Linked DNA regions of Homo sapiens: region 1 is linked to region 2. Evidence: read pairs that join two places in POLR2A ChIA-PET (ENCODE). Cell type or tissue: endothelial cell of umbilical vein. All regions are shown on one strand. Links, peaks and the distances in the headings refer to the core of each region. The heading gives the core; the rest is flanking DNA.

What was found. ChIA-PET counts read pairs that join two places held together with the same protein. Peaks named below come from ENCODE experiments on the same cell type or tissue, not always from the same donor. Only the 100,000 strongest peaks of a DNase experiment are listed, where the experiment ranks them.
Region 1: POLR2A ChIA-PET joins it to region 2 with 9 read pairs; 1 of 35 experiments calls an interaction of 5 or more read pairs at or near these places.

The regions. Positions count from the first base shown.
Region 1 is chr3:101,524,468-101,542,007 of GRCh38, reverse strand. No RefSeq gene overlaps it. Among named protein-coding and RNA genes, the nearest start is that of SENP7, 20 kb to the right of the region's middle. RefSeq lists a cis regulatory region at 11,190-11,738. In endothelial cell of umbilical vein, for the core only: no CTCF peak of the experiment used is centred there; DNase peaks (open chromatin) are centred at 9,737 and 10,257; H3K27ac peaks cover 1,781 bases.
Region 2 is chr3:101,306,770-101,319,862 of GRCh38, reverse strand. It overlaps IMPG2 (interphotoreceptor matrix proteoglycan 2), which reads left to right. Exons shown (of 19, transcript NM_016247.4): 2 at 31-279. Among named protein-coding and RNA genes, the nearest start is that of IMPG2, 7.3 kb to the left of the region's middle. In endothelial cell of umbilical vein, for the core only: no CTCF peak of the experiment used is centred there; DNase peaks (open chromatin) are centred at 7,972, 9,062 and 10,092.

The DNA.
Region 1 (17,540 bases), core at 9,116-11,615, 220 kb before region 2:
AGCCACCTGAGTAACTAGGACTACATGCATGCACCACCATGCCAAGCTAATTTTGCTTATTTTTTTTTAGAGATGATATCTGACTATGTTGCCCAGGCTGGTCTCAAACTCCTGCACTCAAGCTATCCTCCCATCTAGGCCTTCTAAAGTGCTGAGATTATAGGCATGAGACACCATGCCTGGCCAGTCACTTATATTTGTCTCAGAATAAATATCTTCAAATATTTGAGACTTATTTGACTCTTTTCTTTTTTTTTTTTCTTTCCGAGATGGAGTCTTGCTCTTTCACCCAGGCTGGAGTGCAGTGGCACGGTCTCGGCTCACTGCAACCTCCATCTCCTGGGTTCAAGCAATTCTCCTACCTCAGCTTCCCTAGTAGCTGGGATTACAGGCGTGCACTACCACGCCCAGCTAATTTTTGTATTTTTAGTAGAGATGGGGTTTCACCATGTTGGCCAGGCTGATCTCAAACTCCTGACTTCAAGTGTCTGCCCGCCTCGGCCACCCAAAGTGCTGGGATTACAGGCGTGAGCCACTGCACTTGGCCTATTTGACTCTTTTCATCAATATAACTGACAAGGATTGTTTCCTTGAACTAACTTTACTCAAGTTCCCAAAACTTCTCCTGAGCCCATCTGTGCACTTCTTTGTAAAATCCAATTTTAGGAATGTAGGCTTGCAGTTCCAAGATGGCCAAATAGGAACAGCTCCAGTCTACAGCTCCCAGCATGAGCGATGCAGAAGATGGGTGATTTCTGCATTTCCAACTGAGGTACCGGGTTCATCTCACTGGGGCTTGTTGGACAGTGGGTGCAGGACAGTTGGTGCAGCCCACCGAGTGTGAGCCAAAGCAGGGTGAGGCATCGCCTCACCCGGGAATTGCAAGGGGTCAGGGAATTCCCTTTCCTAGCCAAGGGAAGGGGTGACAGATAGCACCTTGAAAATCGGGTCACTCCCACCCCAATACTGCGCTTTTCCAATGGTCTTAGCAAACGGCACACCAGGAGATTATATCCCACAACTGGCTTGGAGGGTGCCACGCCCATGGAGCCTCGCTCATTGCTAGCACAGCAGTCTGAGATTGAACTGCAAGGCAGTAGCGAGGCTGGGGGAGGGGCGCCCGCCATTGCTGAGGCTTGAGTAGGTAAACAAAGTGGCCAGGAAGCTCAAACTCGGTGGAGCCCACCACAGCTCAAGGAGGCCTGCCTGCCTCTGTAGACTCCACCTCTGGGGGCAGGGCATAGCTGAACAAAAGGCATCAGAAACTTTTGCAGACTTAAATGTCCCTGTCTGACAGCTTTGAAGAGAGTAGTGGTTCTCCCAGCACGGAGTTTGAGATCTGAGAATGGACAGACTGCCTCCTCAAGTGGGTCCCTGACTCCCGAGTAGCCTAACTGGGAGGCACCTCCCATTAGGGGCCGACTAACACCTCACACAGTCGGGTGCCCTCTGAGACGAAGCTTCCAGATGAATGATCAGGCAGCAACATTTGCTGTTCTGCAGCCTCCACTGCTGATGCCCAGGCAAACAGGGTCTGGAGTGGACCTCCAGCAAAGTCCAACACACCTGCAGCTGAGGGTCCTGACTGTTAGAAGGAAAACTAACAAACAGAAAGGACATCCACACCAAAACCCCATCTGTACGTCACCATCATCAAAGACCAAAGGTAGATAAAACCACAAAGATGGGGAGAAACCAGAGCAGAAAAGCTGAAAATTCTAAAAATCTGAATGTCTCTTCTCCTCCAAAGGAATGCAGCTCCTTGCCAGCAACGGAACAAAGCTGGATGGAGAATGACTTTGATGAGTTGAGAAGAAGAAGGCTTCAGATGATCAAACTTCTCCGAGCTAAAGGAAGATGTTCGAACCCATCACAAAGAAGCTAAAAACCTTGAAAAAAGATTAGATGAACGGCTAACTAGAAAAACCAGTGTAGAGAAGTCCTTAAATGACCTGATGGAAATGAAAACCATGGCACGAGAACTACGAGATGCATGCACAAGCTTCAGTAGCCAATTCGATCAACTGGAAGAAAGGGTATCAGTGATTGAAGATCAAATGAATGAAATGAAGTTAGAAGAGAAGTTTAGAGAAAAAAGAGTAAAAAGAAATGAACGAAGCCTCCAAGAAATATGGGACTATGTGAAAAGACCAAAGCTACATCTGATTGGTGTACCTGAAAGTGACGGGGAAAATGAAGCCAAGTCGGAAAACACTCTTCAGGATATTATCCAGGAGAACTTCCCCAACCTAGCAAGGCAGGCCAACATTCAAATTCAGGAAATACAGAAAACACCACAAAGATACTCCTCGAGAAGAGCAACTCCAAGACACATAATTGTCAGATTCACTAAAGTTGAAATGAAGGAAAAAATGTTAAGGGCACCCAGAGAGAAAGGTCGGGTTACCCACAAAGGGAAGCCCATCAGACTAACAGCGGATCTCTCAGCAGAAACTCTACAAGCCAGAAGAGAGTGGAGGCCAATATTCAACACTCTTAAAGAAAAGAATTTTCAACCCAGAATTTCATATCCAGCCAAACTAAGCTTCATAAGTGAAGGAGAAATAAAATCCTTTACAGACAAGCAAATGCTGAGAGATTTTGTCACCACCAGGCCTGCCCTAAAAGAGCTCCTGAAGGAAGCACTAAACATGGAAAGGAACAACTGGTGCCAGGAACAAATGCAAAAACATGCCAAATTGTAAAGACCATCGAGAATAGGAAGAAACTGCATCAACTAACGGGCAAGATAACCCGCTAACATCATAATGACAGGATCAAATTCACACATAACAATATTAACCTTAAATGTAAATGGGCTAAATGCTCCAATTAAAAGACATACACTGGCAAATTGGATAAAGAGTCAAGACCCATCAGTGTGCTGTATACAGGAGACCCATCTCACCTGCAGAGGCTCAAAATAAAGGGATGGAGGAAGATCTACAAAACAAATGGAAAACAAAAAAAAGCAGGGGTTACAATCCTAGTCTCTGATAAAACAGACTTTAAACCAACAAAGATCAAGAGACAAAGAAGGCCATTACATAATAGTAAGGGGATCAAATCAACAAGAGGAGCTAACTATCCTAAATATATATGCTCCCAATACAGGAACACCCAGATTCATAAAACAAGTCCTTAGAGACCTACAAAGAGACTTAGACTCCCACATGATAATAAAGGGAGACTTTAACACCCCACTGTCAACATTAGACAGATCAACGAGACAGAAAGTTAACAAGGATATCCAGGAATTGAACTCAGCTCTGCACCAAGCAGACCTAATAGATATCTACAGAACTCTCCATCCCAAATCAAAAGAAGATACAGTCTTCTCAGCACCACATCACACTTATTCCAAAATTGACCACATAGTTGGAAGTAACGCACTCCTCAGCAAATGTAAAAGAACAGAAATTATAACAAACTGTCTCTCAGACCACAGTGCCATCAAACTAGAACTCAGGATTAAGAAACTCACTCAAAACTGCTCAACTACATGGAAACTGAACAACCTGCTCCTGAATGACTACTGGGTACATAACAAAATGAAGGCAGAAATAAAGATGTTCTTTGAAACCAATGAGAACAAAGACACAACATACCAGAATCTCTGGGAAACATTTAAAGCAGTGTGTAGAGGGAAATTTATAGCACTAAATGCCCACAAGAGAAAGCAGGAAAGATCTAAAATTGACACCCTAACATCACAATTAAAAGAACTGGAGAAGCAAGAGCAAACACATTCAAAAGCTAGCAGAAGACAAGGAATAATTAAGATCAGAGCAGAACTGAAGGAGATAGAGACACAAAAAACCCTTCAAAAAATCAATGAATCCAGGAGCTGTTTTTTTGAAAAGATTAACAAAATTGATAGACTGCTAGCAAGACTAATAAAGAAGAAAAGAGAGAAGAATCAAATAGACGCAATAAAAAATCATAAAGGGGTATCACCACAGATCCCACAGAAATACAAACTACCATCAGAGAATACTATAAACACCTCTACGCAAATAAACTAGAAAATCTAGAAGAAATGGATAAATTCCTCAACACATACACCCTCCCAAGACTAAATCAGGAAGAAGTTGAATCCCTGAATAGACCATTAACAGGCTCTGAAATTAAGGCAATAATTAATGGCCTGTCAACCAAAAAAAGTCCAGGACCAGACGGATCCACAGCCGAATTCTACCAGAGGTAGAAAGAGGAGCTGGTACCATTCCTTCTGAAACTATTCCAATCAATAGAAAAAGAGGGAATCCTCCCTAACTCATTTTATGAGGCCAGCATCATCCTGATACCAAAGCCGGGCAGAGACACAACAAAAAAAGAGAATTTTAGATCAATATCCCTGGTGATCATCGATGCAAAAATCCTCAATAAAATACTGGCAAACCGAATCCAGCAGCACATCAAAAAGCTTATCCACCATGATCAAGTGGGCTTCATCCCTGGGATGCAAGGCTGGTTCAACACACGCAAATCAATAAACATAATCCAGCATATAAACAGAACCAAAGACAAAAACCACATGATTATCTCAATAGATGCAGAAAAGGCCTTTGACAAAATTCAACAGCCCTTCATGCTAAAAACTCTCAATAAATTAGGTATTGATGGGATGTATCTCAAAGTAATAAGAGCTATTTATGACAAACCCACAGCCAATATCATACTGAATGGGCAAAAACTGGAAGCATTTCCTTTGAAAACTGGCACAAGACAGGGATGCCCTCTCTCACCACTCCTATTCAACATATTGTTAGAAGTTTTGGCCAGGGAAATCAGGCAAGAGAAAGAAATAAAGGGTATTCAAGTAGGAAAAGAGGAAGTCAAATTGTCTCTGTTTGCCCGTGACATGATTGTATATTTAGAAAACTGCATCATCTCAGCCCAAAATCTCCTTAAGCTTAGAAGCAACTTCAGCAAACTCTCAGGATACAAAATCCATGTGCAAAAATCACAAGCATTCCTATACACCATTAACAGACAAACAGAGAGTCAAATCATGAGTGAACTCCCATTCACAATTGCTACAAAGAGAATAAAATACCTAGGAATCCAACTTACTTTGAGATGGAGTTTCGCTCTGTCGCCAGGCTGGAGTGCAGTGGCGCAATCTTGGCTCACTGCAACCACCACCTGGGTTCAAGTGAAGCCTGCCTCAGCCTCCTGAGTAGCTGGGACTACAGGTGCCACCACACCCAGCTAACTTTTGTATTTTTAGTAGAGACAGGGTTTCACCATGTTGGCCATGATGGTCTCGATCTTTTGACCTTGTGATCTGCCTGCCTCGGCTTCCCAAAGTGCTAGGATTACAGGCATGAGCCACCGCACCTGGCCACTTTCCTACTTTATTAAATGCAGCATTTATGGTTTTCAATAGCTGGGAGGAAACATCAAAAATAAGAAAGGCCCAATAGCAGGAGGAAAAATGCTGCCACCAAGCTGATTATATGGCAACAGCATTGGCATATCATTTTTCATTAGCTGATAACTGCAAGGCTTATCCCTATAATACTAACAGAATGGGGCCCTGTCATTTTGGCAGGAATCCAGGACACTGGAATAGAGAACATTCTAAACCTCTGGGTTACAAGCCATCCATGGGACCCTATCCTCATTGCAAACAAGAGGGTCACTGGAAGAGTGAGTGCCTCTCTCTCCCTCATGATTGGGGGCCACCTCTTCCTTCTAGGCTATCACACCCACAACCTCGCCAACCCATCTGACAAAGAGGTCCTGCAGAACGAGGACAAGGGCAAGGGCAAAGGCAAAGACAACACCTCTAACTCTTTTCCAGGATTCTGATCAAGCCTCTGAAAGTCATCCTCTAGATGACTGATAGGTCCTTGAGGCCATCCAGGCTCCTATCATTTCCATCTCTACAGACAAGCCTTGGGTAAATCTGATTGTGGCTGAACAGGAGATAATGTTCCTCATAGATACAGGAGCCAGTTATTCAGCTTTAAATGTTTACTGTGGCCCGATATGCCAGTCCTCCATTTTCCTCACGGGTACTGATAGAAAACCCCAACAAACCTGTTTCATGCCACTACTCCCTTGAATAACGGAAGGCTTTTCCTTTACCCACTTCTTTTTCATCCTGCCAAGCTGTCCTGTTCCATTATTAGGTTGTGACTTAACTCAAGTTAATTTATAATTACAAGCTAATTTATAGACAAGGCCCCACCTTCTGGCTGTATTAACTCACACTTCACAAAAAGAGCTCCTGCAGTCGATAAAACTGTACATTCTGGCTGGGCATGGTGGCTTATGCCTGTGATCCCAGCATTTTGGGAGGCCAAGACGGGTGGATCACCTGAGGTCAGGAGTTCGAGGCCAGCCTGGGCAACATGGTGAAACCCTGTCTCCACTAAAATACAAAAAATTTGCCAGGCATGGTGGCACAATCCCTGTATTCCCAGCTATTCGGGAGGCTGAGGCGGGAGAATCACTTGAACCTGGGAGGTGGAGGTTGCAGTGAGCTGAGACTGCGCCACTGCACACCAGCCTGGGTGACAGATCAAGACTCCTGTCTCGAAAATAAATAAATAAATAAATAAATAAATAAATAAATAAATAAATAAATAAAACCTTACATTTTAAAACAAATGCCATTTGAGTTTTGGAATACGTCTATTCCTGTCCATTCAATATCAGCTGCTCCCATCATTATTCAGCTTAAAAATCCCAATAAGTTCCCTGGAAACCCTCAATACCCCTTGAAACCTGAAGCACAAAAATGGTTAAAGCCCCTAATAACAAAATTTTTAACCCATGGATTATTATGCCCATGCAATTCACCTTGCAACACTCTTATTTTAGCTGTATAGAAAACCAATGGCTCCTATTGACTAATACACGACCTTATGATTATTAATGAAGCTGTTATTCCTATTCATCCTATTGTCCTAAACCCTTGGGCTCTTTTTGGACACATTCCCTCCACCACAGCTTGGTTTACTCTACTTGATCCTAAGGATGCCTTTTTCTGCATATTTGGAAACCCAGGTAGCCAATTTTTGTTTGGTTTTGAATGGCAAGACCCAGATACTCAAATTATCAACAGTTAACTCAGACACTTTTTACCCTAGCAATTCAGAGAGTCTCTACTCTTTTGGACATGTCCTAGCTAAAGACCTGTATACCCTGCAGCTTCTCCCAGATAGCAATCTATTCCAGTATGTGGACGACCTACTAATCTGTAGTCCTAACAATGCTGTTTCAGACCAAAATACGGTATTAGTACTAAAAGAACTTGTTGATTGTAGGTACAAAGTATCTCCTTCTAAGGCACAAATATGCATACAGATAATTCAATTTTGGAGTCTTATTTTAACCCCTGTTACAAAGAGCCTCCCTAGTGTTCATAAAGATCTTATCTTACACGTGACAACCCCAGTAAATAAACAACAGCTTTGGTCCTTCTTGGGTATGGCCGGGTTTTGCAGTATATGAATTCCTTCCTTTGGAGTACTAACAAAACCTTTATAGGAAGCTCTCAGGGAACTGAGGAAAAACCTCTATGCTGGACTATTGATATGAAGTATGCTCTAAACAATTTTTTAGGGGGACACAGACTCCAGTGTAAACTAAAAGAATGCTCCCTCTAAACACTGTAAAACAAACTTTAATCTGAGCTCTGGCCTTATCCCTACCAGATCTGACTAAGCCTTTCTTTTTGTATGTGTATGAATGAAGAGGAATATCTTTGGGAGCCTTATCCCAAGATCTGGGGTCCTCTAAGTGCCTTGTAGCATATTTTTCAAGAACTTTTGATCTAGTATCCCAGGGATGGCCCCTGGCTTAAGAGCCTTAGCAGCCATGGCCCTCTTAGTCCAAGAAGCCTCAAACTATATTATCTGCCCTTCCTGAACTCTTATGGCTTTATGGCACTGCTAATACTTATTTAAACCCTTTTCAAGCTGTGGCCCTATCCCACCTTGATAATTCTCTTCATTATAGTGATTGTACTCTGGGAACAATGGCTCCCACTGAATTCACTGTCTTGAACATAACTTCCAAACTAGAACTGCATTCTAGAAGAAAAAGTGCCCTAGGAGTTATTGTGGCTGGAGTTGTGGGAACTATCACAACTCTCACCCCTTGGCAGGTTTTACTTACCATGAAATCATAACCATGAGAATTTAATGCCTCCCTTGAAATAGCCTTAGCAAAAACTGGCACAAGTCTATCGGCACTAGAAAAGTCTTTAAACTGACTAATAGGAATGGTTTTTGATAATAAATGAACTCTGGTTTAAATTCTAGCTGAACAAGGAGGAGTCTGTGCTGTCATAAAGAAAACCTGTTGCACCTACATTAATGTGTCTGGAGAAGTAGAAACTAATGTCCAAGGAATTTTCAAAGAAGCCAAATGGCTACACACACACTTTTTTGAAGAAACCAAGACTGAGTCAAAACCTTTACTGATTATTTTCCAAAAATAACTTGGCTTCTCCCATTCCTTGGACCTTTGCTCCTTTTCAATCTTCCTTTAATATTTGGTCCCTGCCTTTTTAATGCTCTCATTAAGTTTATATGTTCCAGATTACAACGATTCTATTTATAGATGACTATGCAATCCCAGTACTGGCCTGCAACAGCAACTTCCATTTACACGAGGCCTCTTAATGAAATCTCATTCCTCTGCGACCCCTGTGCCTGCCCTGTGAACAAGTTTTTCATGACCCTTCATCGCCTAATGACAGAGAGCAAGAAGGAGAAAAACACAACTTATCCCTTCAATGTCCCCTTTCAGCAGAAAGTAGCCAGACAGACTCGACGTCCATTTTCACTGTGCTGTTTTTCCTTTCTTGAGACCCTAATAGGCAGCAGATAGACATGAGCATGGGGGAACACAAAAGGTCAAAGACTTGACCAAGATATTTATTGGGGGGAAATGAGGACAGCAAAGATCGCCTGGTGACCATCAAGCACAAAACTCCTTATCTGAGGAATTCGGAAATAGACTTCCCTATTATCTAAAGCAGGCATCTGGTACGAGGCTTAAGAAAACTGTAAGTAACTAGAATTTCTATACATCTCTGGAATGTATGCATGTCAAAACTTGTTGTACAGCCCTCACTGACATCAAGGCACCAAAATGTCTACAAATGTAATCATCTATCATGACCTATGTGGCTAATATGGTCCAAATTACCCTTAAGCTTCCACTTTAAGTTCCATAGATATCCCTAAGGAAAAATCCACCATGTCTGCACTGTGGCAGTCCTCTCTTTCTGAGGCAACCTACTGCACTCTTCTGCAGTGTTCTTTCTATCTGATAAAATTTTCCTTTTCAAACCTATTCTGTTGTCAGTAAATTCTTCTTACCAACCTGTGAGTCGACCAGTTTCTGATGCTGGGGCTCTGACACCTCACCTGGCAAATATATGATCAAGTTCCTCATCTTCCATCATTCCCCAGTTGATGTTTGATCACACTGGCCTGTTTTCAGCAAGAATTGTGTTAGGTTTAGACATAATCCCCTTTATCCTGTCCTCCAGAGAACTTTCTGTCACTGACACTCCACTCCTTGGCTATAAATTCCCACTTGCCCATGCTGTTTACAGTTGAGACCAACTTTCTTCCTCACTGTAAAATCACACTACTATAGTCCCTATCCTGATTGCACAGTCCTGAATAGTCTTCCTTACCATGCTTTATTAAGTATCATTGATTATTTTTTTCTTTAACATTACCTCCCTAGCCTGTCAACTGAAATGAAAGACTGAGGCAGGAGTCTCAATCAGTTGAAGTTTATTGAGCCAGAGTTTGAGGATGCCCCTGGGAAAATCCCAAGTCAAAGAGGCATCTGTGGCCTGTGCTCTCCAAAGAGGTTTTCAGGAAGCTCAGTATTTACATTTTTCTTTAAGGAGGAGAGAACATTCAGGAAAATGTGGAGGTGGGGTGGGGGTGGGGGAGGGTAGGAAGTGAGGCAAATGATTACATTCTTGTGAGGTTCCAGTTAGTACCCAGTAATCTACATTTTACATAAGATAATGTGAACATTCAAAGAAAAGGGAATAAAGAGTCAATTATACAGTCGTTTCAATGTAGGCAGAAGAATGATTGATCTCATCTTGTCCTTGTTCCGACCTGTGAAGATAAACTTGTAACTGACATTGTCAATGTGAGATTTAACATATCTTAGTTTTAAAAGTTAAACAGGTTGCAGACCTATGGTAACAATTGGTAAGTGCTTATTTTATAGAAGGATATATGTCCTGAAAGATTTAGGAGCCACCAAAGTTTCCTTGTAAACAATTTGTGAGGGCAGCCCTTTGGAGAGGCATGAAGCCTTTTGTCTGTGGGGATGTGGTTTGACACAGGGTTTCAAAGTAACAGTTATCTGTTTGGGGAAAAAGGATGGCAATGTTGCATGACTCATTTCCCAGGCTTAACTCTCCCCTTGGCATAATGAGTTTGGGCATCCTGAGATTTTTCTTTTCCTTTACAAGCCATTCTTATCATTTCTTTTCTTTTCTGTTTTTTTTAAGATGGAGTCTTGCTCTGTATCCCAGGCTGGAGTGCAGTGGCACGATCTCAGCTCACCGCAACCTCTGCCTCCTGGGTTCAAGTGATTTCCAGTTAATTTTTGTATTTTTAGTAGAGACAGGGTTTCACCATGTTGGCCAGGCTGGTCTCTAATTCCTGACCTCAAGTGATCCACCCACCTTGGCCTCCCAAAATGTTAGGATTACAGGTGTGAGCCACCATGCCCAGTGCATTCTTAGTCTTTCTAACAGTGGTTCATGAAATGTGGTCCTTGGACCAGCAGCATCACCATCACTTAGGAACTGGTTAGAAGTGGAAATTTTTGGCCTTCACCTACTGATTTTACTGAATCAGAAATGCTGACAGTGGGCCCCAGCAATCTTTGTCTTAACAAGACTTCCAGGTTATACTGATGCATTCTAAATTTAGAGAACCATTGCTTTTGAAGAAACATTGAAAAGCAAATAAGTGTAATTTCCAGTTAATGAGACTTCCCATAGCAAATCTGTAAAAATAATGATAGAGGAGATAGAAATTATTTAGGTAGTTAGGGTAAAAGAGTCCCTGACAGAAACTTTTCTTCTAACAAAAAGCAGCTCAGAAATTACTTCCTTTCTAACCACGTGAAGTTCAAAGAAATCACTTCTAATAGAAACAGCCTAGAAGATTGGGCTATAAAAATAGATAAGCAACTCTGACACGGAGGGAGAGTTTCCTGGGTAATCACCAAACTTCATATACATACAATGGGTCCCAGTAAAGACAGTGGGCCTTAATGAGCACATTCCTTTCCCTTTTTGGGGGACACTAATATAGGGAAACTGGAAGCTTGCGCAGGGTGGCGGATGCCTGCAGTTACAATGAGGTACCTGCGACCAGGCACAGAAACTCCCCCTCTGCTTTTTAGCATATGCATGGTGGAAGGAGATAAGCAGTGTGGAGTAGCCCAAGCTAAGAGCCCAACTGCATGATAAAGGAGGGGGGTGGAGGCTGCCAGAGTCTCTGCTCTATGCAGATGGGACACCTGGTTCTAACTGGTTTTTCATGCCCTATGTAGATAAGATACCCCCTCCCCACTAGCTCATTTATAAAACCCTTACATTTTACTGCAGCACAGCAACCCATTTGGGATCCCTCTCTGTGACAGAGAGCTGTTCTTTTCCTTTCACCTGTTAAACTTCTGCTCCAACCTCACCCTCTGTGTGTCTGTGTCCTTGATTTTCATGGCCATGAGACAAAGAATCTCAGGTGATGTCTCAGACAATGCAGCTGCTTCAATAACATGTTCTCCTTTTTTGTTGAGCTATATTTGGTCTAGTATTGGAAAGTAATACACCAATTTTCGTGTGCCTTGCTTAAGAACAATGATCAATTGATCAATTATCTCCAACATTTTCCACAAGAAAGCAAAAAAAATCATTACATGGTGATATCAGAGGTTTTAGGATTTCCCTAAAGGCCTCCCATATCAGTCTCTGTCAGCATACATCCCTGGTTTTCAGTTGACAGCCAAAAAAGCAGAGATGTTCTTTATTGACTTCAAGCTGCAAAGATAGATCAATATCAGAAGTCAGAGTAAGGGAATAATAAGGGACTAGGAGAGAAAGCTTAAAATAAGCTGTGTTTTCAACACAAGCATTTCCTGTCTGGAGCAAAAATGATGATGTTTTGCATAGAAAAACTGTTTCTAAATATACAGAGCTGTTTATCAAAACATGAAATATTTTGAAATGACAAGATAAACATTCTGCTTTGGTCTATTTGGGCTGAAATTGTTGAAAAAATTCTTCAATGATACTTGTTAAAGCATGGTGAGGAAGACTTTATTCAAGACCATGCAATAGGTATAGGGACCACAGCAATGGCACCACAATATTAGCAAGTAGGAATTTATAGCCAAGTAGTAGGGTGGGGTCAATAGATGAAAATTTCCTAAGAGGAAACATCAAGGATAAGGAGGATTATGGCCAAACCAACCTAACAGGATTTTTGCTGAGGATAGGCCAGGGTGATCAGGCATCACTTGTGGGTGGTAGAGGATGAGAAACCTGATCAGGTATTGAGGGTGATCTGGCATTAAGGGTGAGGGATTCTTGCTAAACTGACTTAGCAGGGTTCTTTACTAAAATTGGATTTTACAAGGAAGTGCACAGTGGGCCTAGAGCAAGGTTCAGGAGCCTGAGTAAAGTTTGGCCAAGCAAAGAATCGTTACTTTAGCAAAAATACCACAGACTAGGTGGCTTGTAAACAACAGAAGTTTGGCCAGGCATGGTGGCTCACACCTGTAATCCCAGCACTTTGGGAGGCCGAGGTGGGTGGATCACAAGGTCAGGGGTTCAAGACCAGCCTGGCCAAGATGGTGAAACCCCGTCCCTACTAAAAATACAAAAATTAGTCAGGTGCGATGGCAGGCACCTATAATCCCTGCTACTTGGGAGGCTGGGGCAGGAGAATCGCTTGAACTCAGGTGGCAGAGGTTGCAGTGAGCCAAAATCGCACCACTGCACTCCAGCCTGGGTGATAGAGTGAGACTCCATCTCAAAAAACAAAATCAAAAAACAAAACCCCAACACACACACACACAAAACCCAGAAATTTATTTCTCACAGTTCTGGAGGCTGGAAAGTTCAAGTCAAGGCACCAGCAAATGTCTGGGTCTACTTCCTGGTTCACAGATGGCCATCTCTTCACTGTGTCTTCACATGGCAGATGGGGCAAGACAGCTCTCTGGGCCCTCTTTTATAAGAATACTAACCCCATTCATGAGGGTGGAGGCCTTATGAACTAATAACCTCCCCTAATCACACCCTACCTCCAGATACTATCATATTAAAGATTAGGTTTCAACATATGAATTTTGTTGGTGGGGAGAGAAGGGGACACAAATATTTAGTCTATAGCACTCCCAGAGCAATATAATCTTATAACCACAACTGAGTTGAGCTACTTCATTTTTTTTTTTTTTTGCCATTTAAATGGCAAAAAATACAATAACTTTTGCACCAACCTAATAGTTTCAGTTAGCCTGCTTAGTCCAGTTTTAGCAAGAATCCTGTTAGGGCTGGGCACAGTGGCTCATGCCTGTAATCCCAGCACTGTGGGAGGCCAAGGCAGGAGAATTGCTTGAGCCCAGGAGTTTGTGACCAGCCTGGGCAACAGAGCAAGACCTCATCTCTACAAAAAGTTTTAAAAATAGTGAGGTTTTGGTGGCACTTGCCTGTAGTCCCAGCCACTCAAAAAGCTGAGGTGTGAAAGTCACATGAGGCTTAGGAGGTCAAGGCTGCAGTGAGCCATAATTGTACCACTGCATTTCAGCATGGGTGAGAGTGAGACCCAGTCTCAAGAAAAGGAAAAAAAAAAAAGGAATCCTCTTGAGTCATTTTAGTGAAAATCTCCATCCTTGATAGCTGAAAACCTTTGATATCTGATCAAATTCCTCACCCTCCATGCATGATATCTTATCACCCTGGCCTGCCTTAGCAAGAATCTCTCTTAGCCTGTATTAGTCAGGGTTTTCTTAGAGAGACAGAACTAATAGGACATGTGTGTGTGTGGGGGGGGGGCGGGGGTGGGGGGGTGAGGGAAGTTTATTAAGTATTAATTTACATGATCACAAGGTCCCACAATAGGCTGTCTGCGAGCTGAGGAGCAAGGAGAGCCAGTCTGAGTCCCAAAACTGAAGAACCTGGAACCGATGTTCAAGGGCAGGAAGCATCCAGCACACGAGAAAGATGTAGGCTGTGAGGCTAGGCCCATCTCTCTTTTTTCATGTTTTTCTGCCTGCTTTATATTCGCTGGAAGCTGATTAGATAGTGCCCACCAGATTAAGGGTGGATCTGTTTTCCCCAGTCCACTGACTCAAATGTTAATCTCTTTTGGCAACACCCTCACAGACACACGCAAGATCAAAACTTTGTATCCTTTAATCCAATCAAGTTGACACTCAGTATTAACCATCACATAGCCCTGATATTTTCTTTTAGTAATTTTTCATCCACTGACCCCACCTTGCTCCTTGGCTATAAATCTCCACTAGTCCTTGTATTCAGAGTTGAGCCTGATCTTTCTCTCCTACTGCAAATTCCTCACTGCAGTAGTCCTTGTATAAGATCTTCCTTACTGTCTTCAACAAGTATATTAGGCCATTCTTGCATTGCTATAAGGAAATACCCAAGACTGGGTAATATATAAGAAAATAAGTTTAATTGGCTCACAGTTCTGCAGGCTGTACAGGAAGCATAGCATCAGCATCTACTTCTGGAGAGGCCTCAGGAAGCTTACAATCATGGAAGAAGGTGAGGGGGGAACAGGCATCTCACGTGGTAAGAGCAGGGGCAAGCAAGGTAAGGAGAGTACCACACACTTGTAAATGACCAGATTTTTTGAAAACTCACTATCATGAAGATGGCACCAAGCCATCAGGAATCTGCCCCCATGACCCAAACACCTCCCACCAGGTCCCACCTCCAGCATTGGGGATTACAATTCAACATGAAATTTGGGCAGGGACAAATATCCAAACTTTATCATTCTGCCCGTGGCCCAAATCTCATGTCCTCATCACTTTGCAAAATACAATCATGCCTTTCCAACAGTCCCCCCAAATCTTAACTCATTCCAGCATTAACTCAAAAGTCCAGAGTCTCATCTGAGGCAAGGCAAGTTCCTTCCATGTATGAACCTATAAAATAAAAAAGAAGTTAGTTACTTCCAAGATACAATGGAGGTATAGGCATTGGGTAAATATTCCCATTCCAAAAGGGAGAAATCAGCCAAAAGAAAGGGGCTACAGGCCCTATACAAGCTTGAAACCTAGCAGGGCAGTCATTAAATTTTAGAGCTCCAAAAACAACCTCCTTTGACTCTATGTCCCACATCCAGAGCACATTAGTATAAGGGGTGGGATCCTAAGGCCTTGGGCAGCTCCACTCCTGTGGCTTTGCAGGATCTAGCCCCTACAACTGTTCTCACAGGTTGTTGACAGCCAGGAGCTTTTCTAGGTACAGGTTGCAAGCTGCCAGTGGCTCTACCACTCTGGGGTCTGGAGGATGGTGGTCCCCTTCTCACAGCTTTCACTAGGCAGTGCCCCAGTAGAAACTCTGTGTTGGGCCTCCAACCCCACATTTCCCCTTGGCACTGTACTAGGAGCAGTTCTCTGTGAGGGCTCTGCCCCTATAGCAAGCTTCTGTCTAGACACTCGGCTTTTTTTTTTTTTTTTTTTTAAGACAGGGTCTCACTCTGTTGCCCAGGCTGGAGTGCAGTGGCACCATCATGGCTCACTGTGGGCCTAGGCATTCCAGGCTCAGTCTTCCCAACTCATCTTCCTGAGTAGGTGGGACTACAGGTGTGTGCCATCATGCCTGGCTAATTTTTGTATTTTTTGTGGAGATGGAGTTTTGCCATGTTGCCCAGGCTGGTCTTGAACTCCTAGGCTCAAGTGATCCACCTACTTTGGCCTCCCAAAGTGCTAGGATTACAGGTGTGAGCCACCATGCCTAACCACTCAGGCTTTTTCATGTATCCTCTGAAATCCAGGCAGAGGCTGCCAAGCCTCAACTCTTGCACTCTGTGCACCCACAGGCTTACCATCATGTTGAAGCCCCCAAGGCTTATGGCCTGCACCCTGTGGAGCTGTGGCCTGAGCTGAACCTGGGCCCCTTTGAGTCCTAGCTAGAGCTTGAGTAGCTGGGATGTGGGAAGCAGTGTCTGAGGCTGCACAGGGCACTGGGGCCCTTGGTCTGACCCATGAAACCATTCTTCCTTCCTAGGCCTCTGGGCCTGTAATGGGATGGGCTGCCTCAAATGTCTCTGAAATGTCTGTCCTCAAGGACTTTTCCCACTGCCTTGGATATTAGCACTTAGCTCCCTTTCAGTTATGCAAATATCTCTAGCAAGGGGTTACTCTACAGCTCACTTGAATTCCTCTCCTGAAAAAGCCTTTTTTCTACCTCATGGGCAGTTTGCAAATTTTCCAAACATTCACGCTCTGCTTCCTGCTTAAATATAAATTTTAAATTTGAGTCATTTCTTTGCTCCCACATTTGAATGTAGGCTGTTAGAAGTAGCCAGGCGACATCTTGAATGCTTTGCTGTGTAGAAACTTTTTCTGCCAGATACCTAAATCATCACTCTCACGTTCAAACTTCCACAGAACCTAGGGCAGTGGCACAATGCAGCCAAGCTCTTTGCTAAGGCATAACATGTGTGAACTTTGCTCCAGTCCCTAAGTTCCACATTTCCATCTAAGACCTCGTCAGCCTGGTCTTCACTGTCCATATCACTATCAGCATTTTGGTCACTACCATTTAACTGGTCTCTACGAAATTACAAGCTTTCCCTCATCTTCTTATCTTCTTTTGAGCCCTGCAAACCATTCCAACCTCTGCCCATTACCCAGTTCCAAAGCTGCTTCCACATTTTCAGGTATCTTTCTAGCAACATCTTTCTCCTTGGGACTAATTTTCTGTGTTAGGGTGTTCTTGCATGCTATAAAGAAATACCTGAGACTGGGTAATTTATAAAGAATAGGGGTTTAATTGGCTTATGGTTTTGGAGGCTATACAGGCAACATGGCACTAACAACTGCTTGGCTTCTGGGAAGGCCTCAGGGAGCTTTTATTCATGGTAGAAGGTGAAGGGGAGCAGGCCACTCACATGGCAGAGCAGGAGCAAGAGAGAGAGAGGGTGGGGGAGGCACCACACATTTTCAAATGACCAGATCTCACTAGAACTCACTATTGTGAAGACAGCACCAAGCTATGAGGGATCTGCCCCCATGACCCAAACACCTCCTACAGGGCCTCACATCCAGCACTGGGTATTACAATTCAACATGAGATTTGGGTAGGAACAAATATCCAAATCTAAACTGTATCAACAAGTGTCATAAATAATTTATTTCTGAACATGCTATTCCTTCTCAGTCTTTCAGCTGTAGCTGAGCTAGCCTTCTTTCTCCTGCCTGAACACCTTTGCATAGGCTGTTCATTTGCCTGTGACTTTGTTCCCCTAGCCAACTACTATTGTTCTTCA
Region 2 (13,093 bases), core at 7,780-10,279:
CGAAGACTTGACTATACTTTCACTCTGTAGCACAAACCTACTTATCTATAGAGGAGATCCAAGAACCCAAGAGTGCAGTTTCTTTTCTCCTGCCTGAAGAATCAACAGACCTTTCTCTAGCTACCAAAAAGAAACAGCCTCTGGACCGCAGAGAAACTGAAAGACAGTGGTTAATCAGAAGGCGGAGATCTATTCTGTTTCCTAATGGAGTGAAAATCTGCCCAGATGAAAGTGTTGCAGAGGCTGTGGCAAATCATGTGAAGTATTTTAAAGTCCGAGGTAAGCGAACATCCAAATCCTTCAGCTCCATAATGAAATTCAAACATAGTTTAATCATTTGTTAGGTAACATTGTAAATCAAAATTTACGATAATTTAGACAGGACTGAGCCAAAACTACCTTTCTACTGCTAAGAATATAGTGTTAATGGTAACTTCAGAGAACAGTTTACATTAAGAGAGGAGGTTTGTTTTTTTTCCAGTGCCCTCCAGTTAAGGCAATAATATCATTTAATAATGACATGCACTTTGAACCAAAGGAAGAACGCTTTCATGATTTGAGTTTGTAGCTTTTGGTGCGTTATGTAAGAAACTTTTTTCACATGAGGGCAGTCACAATAAGATGTCTTTCATTAATTTCAACAACATATTCAGAGAGGAAATGTCTTAAATCTTTTTAAGCACTTCAAAAATACCAGTTTATGTTTTGGGCTACATTAATTTTAATTTTTACTTCTTCATTACAGTAAATGCCTAAGTATACCCACAAAATAGCTTTACCAAAGTATACTCACCTGCTTGCCTATTTATTAATAGTTATTATATATACAAATATAATGTTTCTATATTTTATAGTTTAGATATTCTGCAGATTCACACAGGTTGCTCTCTAGTTGGTACACATAAAATTTTCACATCTAAAATGATGGCATTTCTCAAAATCTCACATTTTATTTTGTCTTTAAACAGTATTCTTGATCTCATACTTTTTATGTAAGTCAATTCTGTTTCTCATATATTTACTAAATTGCTTAATTGACCTTAGTATGTCCCTTAGACATTTGAAGGATTCCCAAACTTTGCTTTTTACTGCTCAAGAACCAATAAAAAGCCATAATATGGATGTGATGTTAGTAAACAAGGTGAAATTAGATGATGAAGTGATTGTAAAATGAGGCTTTTAAATTCATGCATTTATTCATTAATTCATTCAACAAATGTTTATTGAGCCCGAATTTTCCAGGCACTGGATTATATGAACCTTCTGTCTGAGCTGCTACTTTATCTTCTTTTCCTCTTCCTGTCCTTCCCTTCTTCCCTTCTCATCAAAGTTTTAAAAACACAATAAAAATTTAATATAATACCAGCTATTACACATATTTATATATTTGATATTTTTGTTAAAGTAGTACAATGTATATTGGCAGCTCTTTGTTATGAGTGTATTTCTATTTCTTGATTGTATTTGGGAGCTATCAAATATTACTATGCAATAAGCTTTCCTTTTACTTTTTAAATGGAGATCCACAGACCTGGCATTTTGAGTATAGGCCATATGCCAGAAATGGAAAATTCCAAAGACAGTGGGAAGAGAATAAAGGAACTGAAGGTGAATGAGGATGACAGTTAATAATTTATCAAGATTCGATTTCTACCACCTGGATTTTTACTTTATATTATTATTATTATTATTATTATTATTATTATTATTATTTATTACTATTTTTTGGGACATACTCACATTCTGTCGCCCAGGCTGGAGTGCAGTGGCATGATCTCGGCTCACTGCACCCTCCACCTCCTGGGTTCAAGTGATTCTCCTGCCTTAGCCTCCCAAGTAGCTGGGATTACAGGCACATGCCACCATGCCCAGCTAGTTTTTTTTGTTTTGTTTTTTTGTGTTTTTGGTAGAGATGGGGTCTCACCGTACTTTATATTATTTTAAAATAAGAATATCTTGGTATTTTGGGAACTGATTAAATAGTGAAGAGGAAATAACCAATCATGTAAGGGATTTGGTCATACCTTTTGATTGCTTTGCTCTTGTTTTTATAAATTCAAGAGATACTGTTGAAAAAGAAGCTGACAAAAATGAACATAAAGCATTCCTAGAATAATTGATTTTAAAATACAGATGCTATGAATAGGATCCTTGAAAAGGGATCTCATACAGCTAAGATGGTTGGCACACCACATCAAGATTATAGCTGAGATAGCTGTTATGGTCATGGTAAAGAATAAATATTTCATTTGTTTTTAAAAATTGACAGAAATGAGTATTTTAACATAGGTCTTGCTTGATTTTGAAGAGATAATTTGTATTATGCCCTTAACACCAAATGTTTGCAATTTAGAGGGAGGGAGTTATTCAATATCCAATTAAGGATCTTAGCTCTTTCTACCAAGCTAATTCAGTCTAATGGTTTGCTCAATTTTTCCTTCATAGAGAATTTGGTATCAATTGCTAGTTGTTGTAACAAATTTGAAAAGTGTTTCTAAGCAAGACACAACTATATTTAACCTAATGTTTTGTAAAATTAAACAGCATACTAGGATGCCCCTCTCTTTTTTAAAAAAAATATTCGTTGTTGGACTTTTTAAAATATAGCTTTATTGAGGTATATTTTAATGAAATACAGCCTGCATATATTTAAAGTATACCATTTCATTAGTTTTGACGAATTTACCCTTGAAACCATCATTATAGTTAAGATAATAAACCTATCAATCACTCTTAAACATTTCTTCATGACCATTTATAATGCCCACCTCCCTCACTACCTCTCCTTACCCCAATACTGAGGCAACCATGAATTTGCTTTCTATCGCTATGTATTAGTTTGCATTTTCTATACTTTTATATATAAATGGAATATACTCTTTGGTATATACTCTTTTTTTGGTCTGGTTTCTTTTACTCAGTGTAATTATTTTGAAATTTATGCATGTGTTTTGTGTATCAATAGTTTGTTAGCTTTTATTGTTGGGTAGTATTCTATATTACGGATATACCACAATATGGGATATTTGGGTTGTTTTTAGTTATTACTGATTACAAGAAAAGAAATTATGGTCATTTGGGTACAAGTTTTTCTGTGAACATATTTTCATTTCTATTGAGTAATAATAGTGGAACGTCTGGGTCACGTGATAGGTATACGTTTAACTTTCCAGTAAATTGTCAAGTTTTCCAATATGACTGTATCACCAACAGTGTAGTAGGATTCCGTTTTCTTCACATCCTCTCAACACTTGGTATAGTTGGTCTTTTTTAACTTTAGCCATTCCAGTGGATGTATATCTTATTGTGGTATTAATTTGCATTTTCCTAACCACTTATGACTAACAATTTTGAGCATTTTTTTTACATAATTATCTGTCATTTATATATCTTTTTTTAGTGAGGAGTCTATTTGAATATTTTGCCCATTAAAAAATGGGTTGCTTGTCTATTATTGAGTTGTAATAGTTCTTAATGTGTTCTAAATTTAAGTTCTTTGTCAAACATATATTTTGCATACATTTTTCTTGCAATCTGTAGCTTGCCTTTTCTATTTTCTTGATGATGTATTTTAAGGAGCAGAAGTTTTAACATTTGATAAAGTCAAATTTATCAGGCTTTTTGGGGGAGCATCCTTTTAGTTTTTGATCTTAGTTTGCTAACCCAAGATCACAAAGTTTTTTCTTTCTCAGTCTTTTCCTGTAGAATTTTTACAGTTTTTAGGTTCTAGACTTAAAACTGTAATCTTCTTTAATTTTTGATTATGACATATGGATCAAAGTTAATATTTTTATATGCATAGCTAATTGTTCCAATACCATTTGTTAAAAAAAGATTATCCTTTCTTGGCTTTGCACCTTTGTTGAAAATCAGTGTTTATATATGGTGGATCTATTTCTGCCCTCTTCATTCTGTTCCACTTATTTGTCTATTTTTATGCCAATACCATAGTGTCTTATTTACTGTAAGCTTTATTATAGGTCTTGAATCAGATAGTCAAGTCCTCCAACCTCTGTTTTTTTTTCAAATTTGTTTGGTTATGCAGTCTTTTATATTCCATATAAATATTAGAATCAGCTTACCAATTTTTACAAAAGGGCTGCTGAAATTTTGATTTGGATTGTGTTTCATTCTATAGATCAGTTTGGGGAGAATTGCCATCTTAATACAGATTGACTATTTCTTATCCAAAATGCTTGGGACCAGAAGTGTTGTGGGTTTCAGATTTTCCTGGATTTGTGAATATTTGCATAGACATGAGATATCTTGAGAATGAGACTGAAATCTATACACAGAATTCAGTTATGTTTCGTATACACCTTATACACTTATCTGAAGTAATTTTATACCATATTTTTGATAATTTTGTGCACGAAATAAGTTTTTGTACATTTAACCATCAGAAAGCAAAGGTGTCACTATTTCAGGCACCCACGTGGACAGTCTGTAGTTGTTTGGCATCATCATCGTCCCTGACTCTGAATTTACATTCTACAAAAAAACAATAATTTTCTTACACTTACTTACATATCAGTACTTCACAGTAAAAAATATGCTATACTGTTAGTACAGTGAAGAAGAATGTGTTCAGGGTACTAAACAGAACAGTGGCATCACCAGAATACCTGCCTCAGCTGTTAAACAACAGTAACAACAAACAATGGCAGGCTTCTAGTTTCTTTCTACAATTCTGTGTTTCGATTAAAGGTTATTGTACAACATACTTTATTTATTACTGTTGTTCGTGTGTCTGGTCTGCATGGGTGCCATTTTATGACCCCTTGTAGGTATGCTTGGTGGAGTAATCTGGACATGGGCAGAAAAGATATAACACAGCTGAAGGGAGCTGGGAGAGTCTTTTTTCCCTTGGGTACTCTTGTCTAGTGAGCCTGCATTTTGACTGTCACCCATCAAAAGAGGTCAGGTGTGGAATTTGCTACTTGTGGTATCATGCTGGCACTCAAAAAGTTTCATATTTTGGAGCATTTTGGATTTTTGGATTAGGGATGTTCAACCTATATTGAGTCTTCTGATCTATGAACATGATATATCCCTCCATTTATTTAGGTCATCTTCAGTTTCTTTCAGGAATGTTTTCTGATTTTTATTCATTCATTTATTCATTTGTTAATTTACACATGAAATCTTATTTATACTGATTCTACCAGGTATAGTATTAACCACAATAATTAAAACACTGTAGAGTGTGCAATAGTAAAGGTTTGTACAAAGTGTATATGTGGGAAGGACACAAGTGGGAATGGCCATCCATGCCTGGGGTGATAGAAGTTAGTTAACCTGGATTTCGAAGAATGAGTTGGCATTTTCCAATGAATCAGAGTGGGAAACAGCCCATGGAAGGTTTCAGGACCCAAACGCTGGGTATAGTTTCATTTGTTTAAAACTTACTATACAAGTTTAGAGTCCTAGGGAGTGAAGCCATCCACAGCCCATACTTGACTGATATATATGGTTACCAGATTTAGCATATAAAAATGCAGGACACCCAGTTAAATTTCAATTTCAAATAGACAACAAATAATCTTTTTAGTGTACGTATGTCCCATGCAATATTTGAGCCACAGGGCTATGCAAATCTGAGTCTGAGATACAAGTTTATTGGCTGTTTGTTTTTAGGAATATTATTCAATTTGTTAAAATCTTAGTTTCCTCACCCTTGAAATGGGAATAATAATAATATAAAATATATTTAAAGGTTTTAGTGAATTTGGCTAAGAGTTCTAGGGCCATTGTAGATCCCAAATAAATGACAATGTTATTGATTGAATGGAAGGAACATATAACCAATGTTTAGTGTATGGATCTTGCATATCTTTTATCAGATTTATTTATAAGGATTTCACATTTTTTCATCTATTATTAGTGATATTTTAAAAAATGTAATTTCTGATTATTCCTTGCTAGTATATAGAAATACAACTGATTTTTGTATATTGGCCTTTTATCCTGCAACTTTGCTGAACTCACTTACCAGTTCTAGTAGCTTTTTTGGGTATATTCCTTAGGGCTTTCTACATAGATAATTATTTCATCTACAAATATGGTTATACTACTTAACAATTTCTATGCCTTATATTTCTTTTTCTTGCCTTATTGCACCAAAATGGACTATTCCATATGCTTTGGGCTCCACAATTCTGAAAGGAAAATATATTACACTAAAAAAAGATAATTCCATGCTGGATTTCTGGATTCCTAAGTTTTAGATAAGACACAGCTGGAGATCTAGTAGAAGGATTAAAGACAGGTTAAATGCTGGCATTTTCTTCAGAATATTATAACATTTTTCCCTTCCACCACTAGTTTCCAGGGCAGGTTATTTCTGCTAGAAGAGAGCCCATTTGTACATCTTCTCAAAATAGAAAGCTCTCTTCAGAAGTTACCAAAGGCTATAATATCCTTATTTGACAAGGATGGGAATTCTGAACTGTTTAGTTACAGGCCAAGTAGTGAAGTATGCAGTATTTATCAGTGATGGAATTTTACCTTCCTTAGTACCTCTTTGCCTGGAGGTCATGCTGATTTTGCTCTTCTCTCTTCTGCCTACAGTGTCCTATCTAGGTTTCTCCTTTCTGAGCTGTGCAAATGCTTCAGAACATGTAACCATTCTGAATCCTGTTATTCCAAGTTAGTTAGTTGAACCTTCTTGTCAGATAGCTCCTAATTGAAAAGCCATTGGATTAAGCATGCATTCCCTTTCCAGAGGGAATTGCATTTTTTACAGCTTTTATTGGGATGTAATTCAAGTTTGATACAATTTACCCATTCATACTACAAAATTAAGTGGCTTTTTAGTATATTCACAGATATACCAAATCACCACAGTCAGTTTAAGAACATTTTTATCACCTCAAAAAGAAACATGTGACCCTTTAGCTATCATCCTTTTATCCTTTTATCTCCCTTCCCCCTCTTCCCAGGCCTAAGTAAACGCTAATCTACTTTCTGTCTTTACAGAATTGTGTATTCTGGATATATCATAAAATAAGATCGTATAATATATGGTCTTTTGTGACTGGCTTCTTTCACTTTGCATATTATTTTCAAAGTTCATCCATGTTGTACATGTATCAGTACTTTATTCCTTTTTATGGTCCAATAATATTTTAGTGTATGGATAGATCACATTTGTCAGTCAATGGGCATTTACATTGTTTGCATTTCTCTTAGGTATTTATCTAGGAGTAGAATTTCTGGGTCATATAGTAACTTTATAACTACATGAGGAACTGCCAGACTAATTTCCAAAGTGATTGTACTGTGTTATATCCCACCAGCAGTGTATGGGGGTTCTGATTTAGTCATATCTTTGCCAGCAATGTTTTCCTTTTTTTTAAAAAAAGTATAACCATTCTTATAGGTTTGAAATGATGTCTCATTGTGATTTTGATTTACATTTCCCTAATGATTAATAACGTTCAACTTTTCATATGCTTATTTATCATTTGTATATCTTCCTTTGAAAATGTCTGTTCAGAACTTTGCCCATTTTTAAATTATGTTATTTGTCTTTTTATTATTGAGCTGTAATTTATTTATTCTGGCTATAAATCCCTTATCAGATAAATGATTTGAAAATATTTTATCCCATTCTGTAGGTTGTTTTTCACTTTCTTGATGGTATCTTTCATGCACAAAAGTTTTTTATTTTGATGAAGTCCAATTTATCTATTTTTTTGAGCCTTTGGTGTCATAACTAAGAATCCATTGCTGAACCTGAGGTCATAAAGATTTATTCCTGTATTTCTTTCTAAGAGTTTTATAGTTTTGGTGTGTACGTTTAAGTTTTTCATCTATTTTGAGTTGATTTTTTTTTGTATATGATGTAAGGATCTAAATTTATTAGTTTGCATGTGGCTATCCAGTTCTCCAAGCACCATTTGTCGAAAAGGCTATTCTTTTCCACTGAGTGATATTAGCACTCTTGCTGAAAATCACTTGACCATGACACATGATTTATTTCTGGACTCTCAATTGTATTCCATTGATTTATATGTCTATTCATGTGCCAGTTCTGTAGTCTTTGCTTTTAGTATGTTTTGAAATTAGGCATGAATTCACCATCTTTGTTGTTTTTAAAGATTACTTTGGCTATTCTAGGTCCCTTGCAATTCCACATAAATTTTATAGTAAGGTTGTCAGTTTCTACAAAGAAGTCAGCATGTATTCTGATAACATTGCATTGAATGTGTAAATCAGTTTGGAGATAATGCCATCTCAACAGTGTTAAATGTTCCAGTCTATAAATATGGGACGTTTTTCCATTTATTTAGGTCTTTATTTTTTAAAATAATTTTTTGGTTCTCAGAGTATGTTTTGCATTTTGGGAGACTTAGGTTTATTCCTAAGCATTTTAATCTTTTTGATGCTTTTGCATACATACTTGTTTTCTTATGTTCATTTTTTGATTGTTCATTGCTATCATACAGGCATACAACTGATTTTTGTATATCAGTTTTATATCCTGCAACCCTGCTGAACTTGTTTATTAGTTCAAATAGTTTTAAAGTGGATTCCTTAGGTTAGGCTTTCCTAGATACAAGCTCATGTCATCTGTAGACAGATGTAGTTTTACATCTTTTCCAATTTGGCTGCCTTTTATTTCCTTTTCTTGCCCAATTGCCCTGGTTAGAACCACTGATTTTCACTTTTTTTTTTTTTTACCTAGTTGTAGTAGATTTTCCTAAGCAAATGTTTCTTCATTAGTCATGTGCCCCTAGGACCATTTCCAGAGCTTTAAATGATTGTTTTCAAAATGATTTTTGCCCATTTCTCTTGGGGGTGGATCTGTGTAGCCCCTCACTCTTCATGCTGGAAATGGGACTCTGGCAATTGAATTTGAATAGACTACAAGGTATAAAAGGGTTAAATGTAACTTAAAAGAATGAATTTCTATGGAGTATTTTAGACAAAGCATTGAACTACTGAGAGAGCTTTTTATAGGAGGTGGGGAAACATTGCCCAAAGCATAATTTATAGGAGACAGCTTGTGCTATTCTGTGAAGCTAGGAGTGAGGTCAAGGGGAGGTCTGCTATGAAGCCTGGTGATTTATATCACTTCTGGAAGCTCTCCCATATTCCTTCCAACTACATTTCTTCGGCACACAATAATGTTTTTCTAAGATTTTATGAAAACATTTTAAACAGAAAAGTGAAAGAATGATGTCGTAAACACTCATATTCTCACAGCTTAGTTCTACAGTTAACATTTTATTATGTTTGCTTTATTATGTGTCTATCTCTGTAACCATCTTTTTTTTTTTTTTTTTTTTTTTTTTTTTTGAGACAGGGTCTCACTTTGTCACCCAGGCTGAGGTGCAGTGGTGTGATTACACCTCACTGCGTACTCGATCTCCCTGGGTTCAGATGATCCTCCCACCTCAGCCTCCGGAGTAGCTGGAACTATAGGCACGTGCCACCATGCCCGGCTAATTTCTTTGTAATTTTCGTAGAGACAAGATATCGTTGCCCAGGCTAATCTTGAACTCCTGGGCTCGAGTGATCTGCCTACTTTGGCCTCCCAAAGTGCTGGGATTACAGGTGTGAGCCACCATGCCTAGCTTAACCATCTAATCCTTTAAATGTATTTCATAAGTTGAAGACATCAGTGCAATTCCCTCTAGATATTTCAGTATGAGTATCATTAACTAGAGCTCAATATTTGTTTACTTTCTTAAAGGTGAAATTTACAGAGTGAAATGCATAAATCTTATATGTACTACTTGGTGACTTTTGACTAATACACACTAACCCCAACCTCTCTTAAGTTTTAGGGTATTATCACCCCAGAAAGTTCTCTTATACTCCTTCCCAGATACTTCCCATTCTAGTATGTGACCACTCTTTGAACCATTTTTAAACTCATAGATTATTTTCACTTTCCTAGGACTTTATATAAATAGAATAGTATGTGCTCTTTTGTGTAATGCTTCTTTCACTCAGCCCATTGAGATTCATCCATGTTGTTGCATGAATTAGTAATTTCCTTTTGATTCCATTATATGGCCATTTGTTTATTTTTCTATTGATGGATACTTGGGTTGTTTTCATTTTTAAGTTATTATGAATAAAGTTGCTCTGGCATTGAACATAAATCTTTCTGTGGATATATGCTTACAGGAATACCTAGGAGGAAATTGCTGGGTCATAGGTGATATGGTTTGGCTGTGTCCCCACCCAAAATTTCATCCTGAGTTATAATCCCCATATGTCGGGTGTGGGACCTCATGGGGGGAGATTAGATCATGGGGGGTGGTTCCCCCATGCTGTTCTTATGATAGTGAGCAAGTTCTCATGAGATCTGTGGCTTAATAAGGGGCTTTCCCACGTTTAAGTGGAATTTTGTGGAATTTTGAACTTGAGAGAGAGCACTTCTCTATCCCGATGCCATGTGAAGAAGGATGTGTTTGCTCCCCCTTCCACCATGATTGTAAGTTTCCTGAGGCCTCCCCAGCCATGCAGAACTGTGAATAATTTAAATCTCTTTCCTTTATAAACTCTTCAGTCTTGGATATTTCTCCACAGCAGCATGAGAATGGACTAATACAGCAAATTGGTACCAAGGAGTAGGGCATTGCTGTAAAGATACCCAAAAATGTGGAAGCAACTTTGGAACTGGGTAACAGGCAGAGGTTGGAAAGGTTTGGAGGGCCCCGAAGAAGACAGGAAGATGTGGGAAAGTTCAGAACTTCCTAGATACTTGTTGAATGTTTTTGACCAAAATGCTGATAGTGATATGGACAATGAAGTCCAGGCTGAGGAGGTCTCACATGGAGATGAGGATCTTGTGGGAACTGGAATAAAGGTGACTCACTATGTCTTAGCAAACAGACTGGTGGCATTTTGTCCCTGCCCTAGAGATCTGTGGAATTTTGAACTTGAGAGAGATGATTTAGGGTATCTGATGGAAGAAATTTCTAAGCTGCAAAGCATTCAAGAGGTGACTTGGGTGCTGTTAAAAGTGTTCAGATTTATATATTCACAAGGATATGGTTTGGAATTGAAAGTTATGTTTAAAAGGGAAGCACAGCATAAAAGTTTAGAAAATTTGCAGCCTGACAATGTGATAGAAAAGAAAACCCATTTTCTGAGAAGAAATTCAAGCTGGTTGCAGAAATTTGCATAAGTAGTAATAAGCCAAATGTTAATCACCAAGACAATGGGGAAAATGTCTTCAGGGCATGTCAGAGGTCTTCACAGCAGCCCCTCTCATAACAGGCCCAGAGGCCTAGAAAGAAAAAATGGCCAGGCCCAGGGCCTTGCTGCTTTATGCAGTTTCTGGAGTTGGTGCCCTGTGTGCCAGCCATGGCTAAAAGGGGCCAACATAATGCTCAAGCTGTTGCTTCAGAGGGTGCAAGCCCCAGGCCTTGGCAGCTTACATGTGGTGTTGGGCCTGCAGGTGCACAGAAGTCAAGAATTGAGGTATGAGAACCTTCACCTAAATTTCAGAGGATGTAGTGAAATGTCTGGATGTCCAGGCAGAAGTTTTTTGCAGGGGTGGAGCCCTCATGGGGAACATCTGCTAGGGCAGTGTGGAAGGGAAATGTGGGGTTGGGGCCCCACACAGAGTCCCCACTGGGGCACTGACTAGTGGAGCTATGAGAAGAGGGTCACTGTCCTCCAGACCCCAGAATGGTGGATCAACCAACAACTTGCACCATGCACCTGAAAAAGCCAGAGACACTCAATGCCACACTGTGAAGGCAGCTGGGAGGCGGGCTGTACCCTGCAAAGCCACAGCAGTGGAGCTGCCCAAGACTGTGGGAGTCCACCTCTTACATCAGTGTGACATGGATGTGAGACATGGAGTCAGAAGAGATCATTTTGGAGCTTTAAGATTTCACTTAATTTTGGCCAATTTTGGCCAATTTCTCCCATTTGCAACAGGTGTATTTACCCAAAGTCTGTACCTCCGTTGTATCTAGGAAGGAACTAACTTGCTTTTGATTTTACAGGCTCATAGGTGGAAGGGACTTGCCTTGTCTCAGATGAGACTTTGGACTTGGACTTTTGGTTAATGCTGGAATGAGTTAAGACTTTGGGAGACTGTTGGAAAGGCATGGTTGTGTTTTGAAATGTGAGGACATGAGATTTGGGAGGGGCCGGGGCAGAATGATACAGTTTGCCTGTATCCCCACCCAAAATCTCATCTTGAATTTTAATCCGAATTGTAATCCTTATGTGTTGGAGGCAGGACCCTGTGGGAGATGATTAGATTATGGGAGTTGTTCCCCCATGCTGTTTTCATGATAATGAGCAAGTTCTCACATGATCTGATAGCTTTTTAAGGGGCTTTCCCCCACTTCACTCAACATTTCTTTCTCCTGTTGCCATGTGAAGAAGGATGTGTTTGCTTCCCTTCCACCATGATTGTAAGTTTCCTGAGGCCTCCCCACCCATGTGGAACTGTGAGTCAGTTAAATCTCTTTCCTTTATAAAGTACCCAGTCTTGGGCATTTCTTCATAGCAGCATGAGAATGGACTAATACAATAGGATTGGTGTATATTTTGTTATATAAGAAACAATTAACATTTATTTCAAAGTGGTTATACTATTATACATTCCTACCAAAAATGAGGCTTTTGGTTGCTCTGCATTTTTGCCAAATTTTGGTGTTGTCCATGTAAAAATTTCAGTCATTCTTGGTTTGTGTGTGGATACTTTAATTTGAATTTCTCTGAAAAATGAATGATGGTGAACAGTTTTTCACATACTCATTGGCTATTTTTATCTCTTCCTTTGTGAAGTATATATTCCAGCCTTTTACCTATTGTAAAAATTAGGTTGTTTGTTTTTTTGTTAGGGAGTTGTAGGAATTATTTCAGTGCCCTAAATACCAGTTCTTTGGCAGATATATGTATTTGGAATATTTTCTGCCAGATATGTGGTTTGCCTACTCATTTTTATTAACAGTATCTTTTGATAATCAGACACTTTTTAGTTTTGATGAATTCTAATTTATTGTTTTTTTCTTTCATAATTGTTGCTTTCTGTGTACTGCCTATAAAATCTTTGTCTATCCTCAAGTGATGTAGATATTCTTCTATGTTTTATTTTAGAAACTTCATAGTA